2 separate regions of the Homo sapiens genome follow, and region 1 is linked to region 2. The links are chromatin contacts, found by Hi-C or POLR2A ChIA-PET in ENCODE. All regions are on one chromosome and are shown on one strand. Each heading gives the region's core, a stretch centred on a gene start or an enhancer-like site at or near the end of the contact. The rest is flanking DNA. Distances are from core to core; before and after follow the strand shown. Region 1 overlaps APCDD1L (APC down-regulated 1 like). Region 2 overlaps LOC124904939 (a long non-coding RNA gene).

The links. A loop is a pair of places that touch in the nucleus more often than their neighbours do. ChIA-PET counts read pairs that join two places held with the same protein, here RNA polymerase II (POLR2A). Pooled maps may share reads with other maps.
Region 1: a pooled map shows a loop between it and region 2 (10-fold over the local background). The contact joins two enhancer-like sites. A Hi-C loop is called at or near these places in 1 of 37 single-sample maps with no recorded cell type and 2 of 50 pooled maps. POLR2A ChIA-PET finds 5 or more read pairs at or near these places in 1 of 52 experiments (activated CD4-positive, alpha-beta T cell).

Annotation. Positions count from the first base shown.
Region 1 is chr20:58,456,117-58,461,783 of GRCh38, forward strand. APCDD1L (APC down-regulated 1 like) reads right to left here. Exons shown (of 4, transcript NM_153360.3): 4 at 2,985-5,438. The coding sequence ends at 4,674. Among named protein-coding and RNA genes, the nearest start is that of APCDD1L-DT, 56 kb to the right of the region's middle. RefSeq lists enhancers at 2,539-2,678, 2,809-2,918 and a silencer at 4,705-4,893. Within about 2 kb of position 2,380, at least 2 of the 41 ENCODE cell types and tissues checked have a DNase peak (open chromatin) inside an H3K27ac peak, as active enhancers do.
Region 2 is chr20:57,431,215-57,437,634 of GRCh38, forward strand. LOC124904939 (a long non-coding RNA gene) reads right to left here. Exons shown (of 2, transcript XR_007067672.1): 2 at 3,447-3,935. Among named protein-coding and RNA genes, the nearest start is that of RBM38-AS1, 41 kb to the left of the region's middle. RefSeq lists enhancers at 1,527-1,576, 2,438-2,517, 4,651-4,710 and a silencer at 6,341-6,420. Within about 2 kb of position 1,842, at least 16 of the 41 ENCODE cell types and tissues checked have a DNase peak (open chromatin) inside an H3K27ac peak, as active enhancers do.

The sequences.
Region 1 (5,667 bases), core at 1,130-3,629, 1.0 Mb after region 2:
ATTTTTAGGAGGTGGAGTTTCACCGTGTTAACCAGGATACTCTTGGTCTCCTGACCTCGTGATCTACCCACCTCAGCCTCCCAAAGTGCTGGGATTATAGGCGTCAGCCACCAAACCCGTTTTTTTTTTTTGTTTTTTTTTTTTTTTTGCCATTTCTCTCAAAATACGTTATTGATTCCATTTGAATCACTTACTATTTTGGGTCTTCCCGTAACTGATGTTGGGGCTGGTTGGCTCCAGGAACCATCAGGTTTCAGCCCATTTTATTGATAAAGAAACTGAAGCTGGCAGGGTCGGGGGTGGGGGAGATGGAGGCTCCAAAACTAAGAAAGGAAAGCCTTGGGTACCTGTGTGAGGCTGAGGCTCTCCCAGTCTCCCTGACCTTTGGGGGATGAGAAGCTTGAGATGGAGTCTCAAGGCACCTCTTACCAGGCCCTGTGGCCTCCTATTTGGGGAGAGCAGTGGTCTTCAATGCCTTTCTAGATATATCCTGGCTACTAGAAAACAGATGTCCTCAAGTTCACAGGCCTGGGTTCTGCTCTGCTCATCTGATTAGAAAAAAAGTCAGCAACATCGAAATTCCAGGCCAGTATAGTGTGTGGGTGTCATCTTGCTGCTTGAATTCGGAGTCTCCAATCAGGTCTTGGAACATGTATTCTTTTAACTGGTATTTATTGACCTCCTACTATGTGCCCGGCACCATTCTAACACTGGGGATCCACAGAGAACAAGACAGACAAGGACCCTGCTGGCAAGGAACTCATTCTAGAGGAGAGGGGCTAACAATAGGTGAAAACCAACAAACGGGATTTTTTTCAGATTTCGGCCACTGACAAATGCTGTGATGAAGTCACTGCGCTGTGGTGGGCGCTATCTTTGGGGTGGTCAGGGGTGAGGTGGGCAGAGCCTTCCAGGTGAGGGAGAACTGGAGCCAAGACCTTGAGAGGGACTGGGTTCCATGGGACTGCAGGAGAGCAAGGAGGCCACTGTGGCCGAAATGGAAGGTAGAGGTGTCAGGTGGGCAGGAGGAGGGTCTGTCTGGAAGCTTGGAAGGGTGGTTTTAGGGAATGTCGACAGGTCATTTGTGCTCATGCTGACATCCATTTAAGCGGGGTTGTGTGTGTGAGAAGGAGCAGGCTTTCAGTCTCAGAACCATCAGGAGCGGACTGGAGGCTGCACGCTACTGTTCAAGTCCCCTCTTGAAGTGGGAACAGCTCTTCCCTGCTTGTCTCCGGTCTGCGATGCTAATGGGTATGAATCAGCCCTGACCAGGCCCTGATGCAGTGCTACATTCTGCGTCAGAAAGCTCCAGTCCCTCGTGTCTGAGTCACCTGTGCCCCCAGGAGAGGATGCACAGACCAGGGCCACGTGCTGGTGGGCCTGCGTCACCAAGCCACACACTGCTGTTCAGCCCGGTAGCACCGCTGGGAGATTAAAAGCATGCGCTTAGTGAAAGGCAAAGAGCTTCTTTTGATAACCAGCATCTGTTAGTTAATGGACCTCTGAGAGCTGTATACAATTTCAACTTTTTATTAAAGAAAAAAAGCTCATTTGCTCTCCTGGGAGTTGCACAATGAAATTATCAACTGCATGGGCTTCCCACCCACCCCCCACCTTTCAACGTGACTGAACATGCAATGGAGAACATTAATTTTATCTGGAAATAGGACTCTAGGCTTTCCTCCCCGTCTGTAGATGAGAGCGCTCTCACGTTTTATGTGAAGGGCAGAGACTTAAGGGGCGGGAGCAAAGGGCTGGAAGGAAGGCTTGGTGCCCATGGGCCTCTGGCCCTGTACCAGACAGTCTCAGCCCCTCAGCCTCTGAAATGACCCCTTCCTTTATCAGCCCAGAGTCTTGGAAGCCCTGACCTTCTGCCTGGGAGAAAAGGGATGGTTGCCCTTTCTTCAGCCTTCGTAGCTCCGAGCAGCATCACCTGCCCCCAAACTAACAAGCCCCAGCGAGCAGAGAGCAACTAAGTCCAACTGAGGGGATCCAGGAAGCTGCTGTCCTGCTCAACACACTCCTTCTCATTAGGGATGGCATCCCACGAAGCAACACTAAATTGCCTTCCCCAAATAAAATCAAGGAATCCTATTCCCTCCAAGAGTGAGGAGGACACCCCAAGCCCGTGGGCTGTGATACAGAGGCCCGGATCTCAGGCTCTGGAGCCCAGCCCCTTCTCTCTGTGCCTTAGTGTCCTCGCGCGCAAGACGCAGAGACTCACACACCTCTCACTGACTCAGCTGGGCCTCTCGAGGGTCGCTGAATCTGGTAGATGGAGGTGATCCGTTCACGGGTCTCAGTGTGAGGCTTAACAGGGATAACCAACATTTACTGAGTCACATATTTATTGAAGTTCTTTCTACCATGCACCAGGCACACTGGACCCTTCCGGAAAGATCGCAGGAAGCGAGTCAGAGCCGAGTCTTTTTCGTTGGAGCTTACATTCTAGGCAAATAAGGTCATTTCCGCCAGTGATCAGTTTTCATGACAAAGAACATACAACTGTGATGCAGTGGACTGACAGAAGGACCAGGGAAATGGGGCTGCTCTTTGGGATGCGAATGGTGACATCTTCAGGAGACAACATCTGGTCTGAGACTTGATTGAAAAGAAAGTGCTCAACTTCTGAAGGTCTGGGGGAAGAGAGGCTAGGCGGAAATCAGGGCTTGTGCAAAGGCCCCAAGGCAGCAAGAGCTCCTGTGATCAAGAAACAGAGAGAAGGCCAGTGTGGCCGGGGCATGTGGAGGCGTGGCTGAGCCTTGCAGGCAACAGCGAGCCAGAAGTCGGGCTTTTATTCTGAGTGCAGTGGAAGCCCCTGGGGGGTTTTCAGCAGGACAGGCAGTGGCATGAAAGCAGAACTGAGAGAGCTGGGGTTTACCTCCACTGGTTTTATTCTCTTTCACACATTCTCTGGAAGACACTCCACTTCCTTTCTTTAGAACTGTAATTCCCTTGGTTGACTTTAATAACCAGCAAGAACATTTTTCAGGCTGTTTAATTTTATTAAAAGGTTCAAATTTGATGATAAATGGTGGCATGGTTACTTCAAGCTTCGGATACAAGACCTGCTCAGCCGTGGACATATCATCGACACCCACTGCCATCCCCACCAGGAGCTCCCCCAACCCTGATGTAGTCTGAGACCGTAAATAATGTAATGATTTCTTGTACTTTGGTAAATATGCCAGGAACACTTGTAGCTGTCTGAGAGCTACAGAGAATACTAACTTGGTGGGCTTTTTTTTTTTTTAAGAGGAAGGATGGGTAATAAGTGGAAGCAATTTCAGCAGGCTGACTGAACCCCACACAGTCTCAGGGAGGAAAAGGGCTTCCCTCTGAAACCATCATTAACCTCACAGACAATTGTTCAAAATCTGTGATAAGAGCTAGAGATAGGGATCAGGAGGAGGAAGGAGGGGGTGAGTCATTGGCCCCCAGTCCTGAAAACCCTTGGGCCCACCAGGATGCCAGTTAATTTCACAGTGTACAGATGAGGCCCTGGGAACATGGGCAGAGTCCCTGGGGAGGCACAGCCTGTTCCCACCATGATGACAGTCCCCTCTGAGCAGAGGACACCAATATATTAGGATTATGGCAAGGAGGCTGGGCAAGGCGGAGCTGCCTAGATGTCGCCATGTAGCCTGGTGACCCCGACCTCTCCCTAGGGTGGGCCCAAAGATACACATTCGGAGATTCTCTTCCTTTGTCAGGCAGGCACAGGCAATCTTGGCAACCGAGGATGGCTGGGCAGGGCGAATTGCAGAGCGCGTTAGTGTTACGGCTGTCATTACTATTAACTATGTTCAGAAGGCTGGAAATGCTGCTCCCCTCCAAAGACCTGCCCCCAGCAGCCAGCCTGGTGCACACTGGCATTTGCCTGGGCCAGGAAGGCTTGGAGGCCGCAGGCTGCTCTGGGGAGGCCATGCTTCTCAGCTTAGATGGAGTCCTCTTCATTTTGCATGCTGGCCCGGGAAAACTGGATTTATCCACATGCAGTGTTGGCAGCTTGAGGTCCGACTCGCAGAAGCACAGGCAAATGCAGACGAATGCCAGCAGTCAGGACTCAGGAAAGCTGAGCTGCCCCTGAAGACACAAGCCCTTTGCCCAAAAGCTGAGAAGCACTGAAAGCCCGAAGTGGCATCTTTAATTCATGGCACCACTTAGAGATCGTATTGCTAAATTCGAATTAATAATCTTTAAACAACAACCTACAGACATGGCAGAACTGTAGGCCTCGTCCCTAGGCAGAGCCTCAGGATCTCCTCTTGCTCCCATCTTGGAATCCCAAGGGTCAGGATGGGAAGAACTGGGGGGAACATGGGATGGGGGTGTTCCGTGTGGCCCCCTGACTGCACCTGTTGGCGAGCTGCCAAGGATGAGGAAAGTAGAAAAATTGGGAGTGATCTTTAGAAACTCACGTAGCGATGAACATCACTGCCGCATCCAAGTGCTTGACTGGGGACCCGGGCTGTGGGATGTGGTATAGGCTTTGCAGGGGTTAAGCTCATGTCCTGAGCCACATGGGACACAGGCAGAGTTTGGAAGCAGTGGGGCTGTGCATCCATCCATGACAGAGCAGAGGAGAATGGTTCCTTCCCTACAGCTGCCAGGAGGGAGTCTGAAGGGTTGAATGGGTGTCCAGAGCCGCCATCCTGATGTCAAGTCCAATGTCATAGCCAGTGGAGGAAGGCCAGCCCTAGAACTAGGGGCAGAAGTGGGAAGGGGGCTATGTGAAGACCCCCTGTGCTGGGGTGCTTCTGCAGCGATGGCCTGTGCTGCGGTGGCCTGGAGAAGTCGGGGGCCTCCCCATGACAGAGCACCAGGGGTGCTTGGTAGGAGGTGGGACGTTTCTCTGGGGTATCGGGACTTGAGCCATCGGTGGGCCTTTGTCCGATGAAGAGCAGGCTTTGCCCGAGGGGGTCTTGTTCCATCTTGAAAAGCTCGTACTCCACATGCGGGAGCCGGATGCCCAGCGGTAGGCAGCCGTTGGTGGCTGTGACATCCCGCTCAGTGCCCATGGACCAGGCCCCCGCACCCCCACAGCTGCTTGGCTCAGAGAAGTTGAGCATGGCCGTGGTGACCTGGTCCATGGGGGTCACATGGGCCCGTGTGACCTCAAACACCAGCTCGGTGCCGCCGCGGACCCTGGTGGATGGCGTGCCCCTGGTGTAGCGGCCGGCGGCATACACGGTGAAGGTGGGCTGCCGGCAGGCTGGGTCTGAGAAGTGGTGGTAATACCCTTCCCAGGAGCGGCTGTGCCCGTGGAAAGTGAAGAGCCGGGTGAGGAACAGGACTGCTGGGCGCACCTCGCACCCCGAGCTGACCCACCAGCCGCCCAGGTGCAGGGGCAGGGCCAGAGGGGGCGGCAGCACGGGCGGGTGGTGCACATCGGAGCGGGCAATGAGGCCACAGGCTGGGCACGGCTGCACGTGGTGCTGGCAAAAGACAAACAGAAAAACGGTGGTTGTCCCACATAGAGAAGTTGGGGTGCAGCCTGGAAAGGAACCCCAGCTCTGTAGGGGTGTCAAGGCAGGGTGAGGTGCGGCCTGTCCCTCCCTCCTCTCTCTCCTCACTCCCTGCCTTCAGTCAGGACGACCTCCTTGCTTCAGCCAGGATGGCCTCCTTGATGGAGGTCAGCCCCTGTATCCCCCGGGCCTTGGGTCT
Region 2 (6,420 bases), core at 592-3,091:
CAGGTGGATCATCTGAAGCCAGGAGTTCAAGATCAGCCTGGCCAACATAGTAACACCCCGTCTCTACTGAAAATACAAAAAATTAGGCAGGCGTGGTGGCACGTGCCTGTAATCCCAGCTACTCGGGAAGCTGAGGCAGGAGAATCACTTGAACCTGGGAGGTGAAGGCTGCAGTGAGATGAGATTGCACCACTGCACTCCAGCCTGGGTGACAAAGCAAGACTTGGTCTCAAAAAAAAAAAAAAAATTATTGCATCAATGTGAATGCCTTAGTGTTGCTGATTGTCCTGTGGTTTTGTAAAATGCTAATAGGAAAGAAGCTGGGTGAAGGGCGTATGGGAACTCTCTGCACTTACTCTCTTTGCACCTTTTCTTTCTTTCTGGAGATGGTGGTCCTGGCTTGCCAGGGTCAAGCTCAGGGCTTGAGTGGGATTACAGGCATAAGCCACGGCGCCTGGCCTCACCTGCCTATTTATGATTACAGCAATTTGCAGGACCATAGTTTTGTGTGCACCAGTGAAACAGCTCACATGAGAATGATCTGCGCTGTGCACAGTGCTTCGATTTTGTGTTTTCCACTGATGACATGTTGAGGTCCAGGGAGGAGGGGTATAGGTGAGGCCCATTCTTGGAAGAGCAGCCCCCACCCACCCCAGGGCTCAGCCCTGTCACACCCGTCCCCCGAGGACTGGCATTTGGGCATCATCACCTTTTTACTACTTTCATCACCTTCTTCAAACGGGCCATCCGTGGAACTGCAGCAGGGCAGCGGGTCGGGGGTGGGGGAAGCGTGGGCCTGGGCTGGGGGTGGGCTTGGGGGCTGTGCACTGCTCTGTAGGCTCCCCGAGGCTCCTCTGATAGAAATCATCCTATCAGGATGCATGATCCAGGACAGTCACGCAGGGCTCAGAAGCCAGGACAGTCACTCAGGGCTCAGAAGCCAGGACAGTCACGCAGGGCTCGGAAGGGCCCTGCTCAGGGTTTCCTGCTCTGCTGTTACCATCTTGAAATTCTTCTTTCTTTTTTTTTTTCTGAGACAGAGTTCTCACTCTGTCACCCATGGGCATGATCTCCACTCACTGCAAACTCCGCCTCCCAGGTTCAAGTGATTCTCCTGTCTCAGCCTCCTGAGTAGCTGGGATTACAGGCGTGCACCACATTCCTGGCTAATTTTTGTATTTTTAGTAGAGACAGGGTCTCACCATGTTGGTCAGGCTGGTCTTGAACTCCTGACCTCAAGCGATCCGCCTGCCTCGGCCTCCTAAAGTGCTGGGATTATAGGCATGAGCCACTGCGCCCAGCCCATCTTGAAATTCCTGGTAATGTTTCAACAAGGGGCTCTGCGTTCATTTTGTCAAACTTCATGTGGACATCTGACAACAGCGAGCACCTTCGGAGCCCTGGTCATGTGCCAGCTCTGCCCTAGGCCAGCCACACACACTGCCTCCTTGAATCCTACTAGCCGTTCTGTTACAGGCATGGTCATCATCAACCCATTCTGCAGATAGGGAAACTGAGACTCAGAGAGCTCCTGATTCAGGCAATACCAGGTAACATCAGCTTTGAAAATCAAATCTGGCCAATCCCTTTTTTTTCAAACTGAGACCCAGAGCGGCTAGAGTTGGCTCAGGGACACGCAGCCCCTGTGTCTCACTGCAGGGTTCCCAGCCATTCCCCAGGGAGGAACAAGAGACCATCTGCCCCCCGGGTGCTTTCTCCGGGCCTTTTTGGAAGGCCCCATTGGCTGGGTTCATTTTGCCACATTTCCTTTCTTCCTGGCTGGTGGGGAGGACTGTCTCAATGAGGGGTGAACAAACCCCGGTTTTAATCAGAGCAGCCACTTCCTCTCACCAGAGAAGAAACCCGCCCTCTCACAACCCACTTTCTATATTTAGACCCAGGGCCTCGCCTTGAGCTGGGCCAGGGCTGGGTGTGGCGGGGCCTGCGGCTGCTTCCGGCTCTCGGGAAGGAAGTTTCCACCTGTTTCCCAAGAGCCAGAGACACGAAGCCTGCAGGTCCTAGGCTGAGTGCAGGATTCTTGAGCCCACAGGGGCCCATAGGACAGTAGTTCCAGCCTCCCCCTCTGCAGCTCCACAGCCATGTGGGGGACAAGGCCCATTTCCAGGACAAGAGAAGCCCACTCCCATTTCATTCATTCCTTCAGGGACCTGGTGTTTTCTGGGTGCCTCCCACAACCCAGGTGCCGTTCTAGACTCTGGGGATACGGCAGGGAACAAGACAGGCCCCTGCCTTCACGGAGCTGACAGTCTAATGGGAATGACAGAAGTAAATACAATAAAAATAAACTAATAAAACAGAAACCGGATATAACTAAGGAAAGGTAATGAAGGCATAAATCAGGCAGATGGACCAAGAGGCGTAGTAGAGTGGGCAACACCAGGGGCGGGGTCCCAGGGCCTCTGCAGGCCCCTGGGGTGTGGAAGGGCCTGGAATGCAGCGACAGACTGAACAGGGCTTAAGGCAGAGAGGACAGAGCGTGCTGATGTCACAGCCAGGGCTCTTGTGCCTGGTGTGGGAGCCAGTCAAGCTGGAGACAGGGGTGAGGTCAGGCCCTGCAGGGCCCGGGCACTAAGGCAGAGGTGTGGATCTCAAATACCAAGAGAAACCACCCAGCGCTTTTGAACCTAGCGTGACATGCATCACGAGCTGTGTGGTTTTTTTAAAGCTCACCCCTACTGTGATGTCAAGAAAGGGAGGCAAGGGGCCAGGGGAGGGAGTCCAGGCCAGTTGGAGGGGGTCCAGGCCAGCATGAAGGGGGTTCAGGCCAGTGTTGAGAGGGTCTAGGCCAGTGTAGAGGGGGTCCAGGCCAGCGTGGAGGGGTGGTACCCCAATAGTCTAGGGCACTGGCTCTCCACTGGGGCCATTCTGCTCCTCAGGGGATGTTGGGCAATGTCTAGAGACATTTTTTCTTGTCATAGTGGTGGTGTGCTACAGGCACCTGATAGGCAGAGGCCAGGGGTGCTGCCAAGCATCCTGCCATGTCCCCACAGCGGAGAAAGATCTGGCCCCAAATGTCAAAGGGGTGGCGGTTGAGAAAGCCCGGCCTAGCGGGAGGAGGTGGTGGCGAGCAGGGCGACAGTGGTGGAGGAAAGTGATGTGCCCCGTTCTGGGATCCAGGGTGCATGGAGCATGGATGAGGAGTCACTTGGCATTCTGCTCTGAGTATTTAAGAGTGACCCATGAGAGCTGTAAACTCAAGTCTCAAGTGTGGGTGACCTCCAACACCCAGGCAAGGGTTCGCCTAGCATGAGCTCCGCTGCCGAGCGCAGTGTCTGCAGGACTATTCTGCACACATCTTTGGCAGTGCCCCCATGTGGTGGCAAGATGCCCCGGCATCAGTGACCTTCGGCAGTCAACCCCCAGCAGTGGGTTAAGGAAGACTTCGGTGTCCTTGGAAGATTGAAAACGAGAGAGGACTCGAGAAGGGGGTTCTGGGCTTCTTGCTAATAGAGAATCTGGGTACCTGAGTGATTAAGGAGCAAAGGGACACAGTCATCTGGGGATCATAAATTGATGGAGTGGCTTATTCTGACTTCATTAGGAGTTCCCAGGAGAGCCAGGGAAAGGGGAGGAGGATTGCTGGGTTCAGGAAAGGCACCTGTCACACGCGTGCCTCACTGACTTGCTCGTTGCTCCAAGAACATAGTCAATGCTCCCTCTTCTTTGCATCTCCAGCTTCAGTGCTCTTCAGTTTGTCAGGCGCCTGCAGTCCCAACCCTGGGAGAGCACTCCTCAGCTGGCAGGCTCCAAAATACCCAGGACGAGGGGAAGGCAGGAATGGCGTGGATGGGGCGGGAGGCTTTCCCCATCTCCCCCAGCTTCAAGCCCTTGTCTCCCCTTCCTACTTAGAAGATGCTTCCAATGTGGGCCTGCCAGCTCCAGCTGACAGCACCAGGCACTGTCCCAGACACCACCTGAAAAACAATCAAAGGCAGTGAACAAACCATGAATCCCTCAGGAAATACAGACAGTTAAACAGTACACGGAGGAATGCACAGCCTTGCTGATCGAATGAGAAAAAAAAATCGATAAAACAAGCCCAGTGCTGCAAAGGATGCGGGGAAAATAACACATCCCTTTGCTGTAAACAGATTCCGATTTTGAAGATGCTTCTGTCTGCATGGAAAAAGCCCCACGCAGCTGCCTGACCCCCCGACCTCGAATATTATCTTGAGGCGGGGTTCTGCATCTGAGGAAATAACCCTCAGCAGGAAAAGCGTTCACAGCAACCTTATTTAAACTGAGAGGTGGAAAAAAGAAAACAACCCAGACGTCCCTTGCTCACACTTGTGGAGCGCTCACACTACGCGAGGTGCCGGACACGCATTAGCTCTTTGATCCTTTCCACTGCTCTGTGAGTTGTGGTTTATGAACCTCCCATTTTACAATAAGCAGGGGACACAACAGAGGCCAGCCCTCCCTCCACAGCCGCTCAGGGGCTCAGAGCTGAGGCACCTCAGCGCCACCTGGAGCTTGGGTTCCCCTCCCTCCAAGCTGTTTCTTAGCAACATGAGGCAACCTTGTCTGCGAAAGAGGAGGTGACCGCAGCTCCTGGGGATGTGCCAACTCTGGGATGTGACGGGAAGACAAAGGGCTTCTGTCCCCTTCTGCCTGGCGGTAAGAGAGCCGGCCGCCCGGCAGGCATGCCCCAGCCTGTGGTTCTGGAATGCGGGCAAGCCACCGTCCCCAGAGACCTGTGTTGGTGGCCAGGCCAGCCCACACACCCGATTGGCACATACTCTTGTGCTTGCCCAGGAGCGGAGTCAGACCATTCACGCTGCCTTCATGGGAGTTGAACAGTTGAACTGATGCCCTTAAACCCAGTGTTTCCCTCTGGGAAGACGCCCGGGGGCCTCGTGGTTGTAGGTGCTGGAAGGATAGCTCCAGCTCCAGGCACCTGCCACATAAAGGTAGTTGTGAAATTTCGGACATGCTCTTGGCACAGGGCAGAGGTTGGGGATCTCTTGCCTGTGCGGAGAGGACAAGGGGACAAGGGGACGTGCCTGAGGCTGGTGTGGGTGTTGATGTGACCTCTGCTCTTGGGGTCCAGTCTCCCCAACTCTGGCTGGCCTGGATGAGTGTGCCAGAAATGGGACTCTGGCCATCGCAGTCCACTGGGTGCCCTGTGTGGTAGGCACAGTGTCCAGGGGAATAGCTGTTTGTCTCCAATGATTGTTCTCTTCTTCTCGGCTGAGCTGGGGGCTCATGTGTCTTTAATACTGGCCAACTCCTGCTTACCCCCCGCTCCATCTGAGAGAGCAGGCCCCAGGCTCCTGGCGTGTGCAGGTGGCAGTTTACGAACACACTGTGACAGCATCTGAAATCCTGGTCAATACTAAACACGACTGATGGCCACTGTGCTTATTTTCAGAGTCATCTGCAAAGCAAGTGATACTGGTTTTCCATTTACATTGGTGCAACAGAATTTCCTTTTAAAATAGACATTTATTTATTTATTGTATTTACTTTTTTGAGACAGGGTCTCACTCTGTCCCCCAGGTTGGGGTACAGTGGTGCAGTCTTGGTTCACTGCAACCTCCACCTCCTGGGTTCAAGTGATCCTCCAGCCTCAGCCTCCCAAGTAGTTGGGACTACAGGCATGTGCCACCATGCCAAGCTAATTTTTGTATTTTTGGTAGAGATGGGGTTTCACCATGTTGACCAGGCTGGTCTCGAACTCCTAACCTCAAGTGATCCATAGGCCTCGGCCTCCCAAAGGGCTAAAATAAACATTTAAGTAAAAAAAAAAAGAAAAAAATCTGAGTCATTTTAAAGAAAAGTATGAAACAAATGGTAGACCAGATGAGATGGTCAAGGTCACAGAGGGAGCCTCAGAATGCATGAAGTTTGGGAACCCTGGGCAAGGGCCCTCCTTAGCCCCTGGCAAGGTCACTCCGGATGGTGTGGGTCTTACCAGCCTCTCCTCATCCTGGCCTTGTTTTAGTCGCCAGGGCCTGGGTGGCAGATTCTTGAGTCTCTGGGATCTTTGCCCTCCCCTCTGCTTCTCCCTCTTTCTCTCCTTGTTCCTCCTTCTCCTTCTTCACTGATCAAGCTCAAGAAGCACCCAGCAGGTCCACCGCAGACCCCTCCCATCCCATCTTGCTTTGAGGCTTTCCTCATGGGACAGGGTTGGCCTGTCCTGATTGTGGAGTCTCCACTTCCCCACTCAACCCCGCTTGCATCTTCCTTCATCTGCCCAGTGCACCGAGGCTGCCCATCAGAGTCACCTGAGGGGCTCTTAGGAGATGCCCCGGCCTAACCGCCTGCCAGTTGAGTCAGAATCCCTGGTGGAGGGACATCCTAACAACTCTCTCCTTCAAGGAGCCTGGCCTGACGGGAGGAGTGTTTCCCTGTCCCTGTCGCCCAGGGGTTCATTTTCGGGCGGATGAACAATGGCTG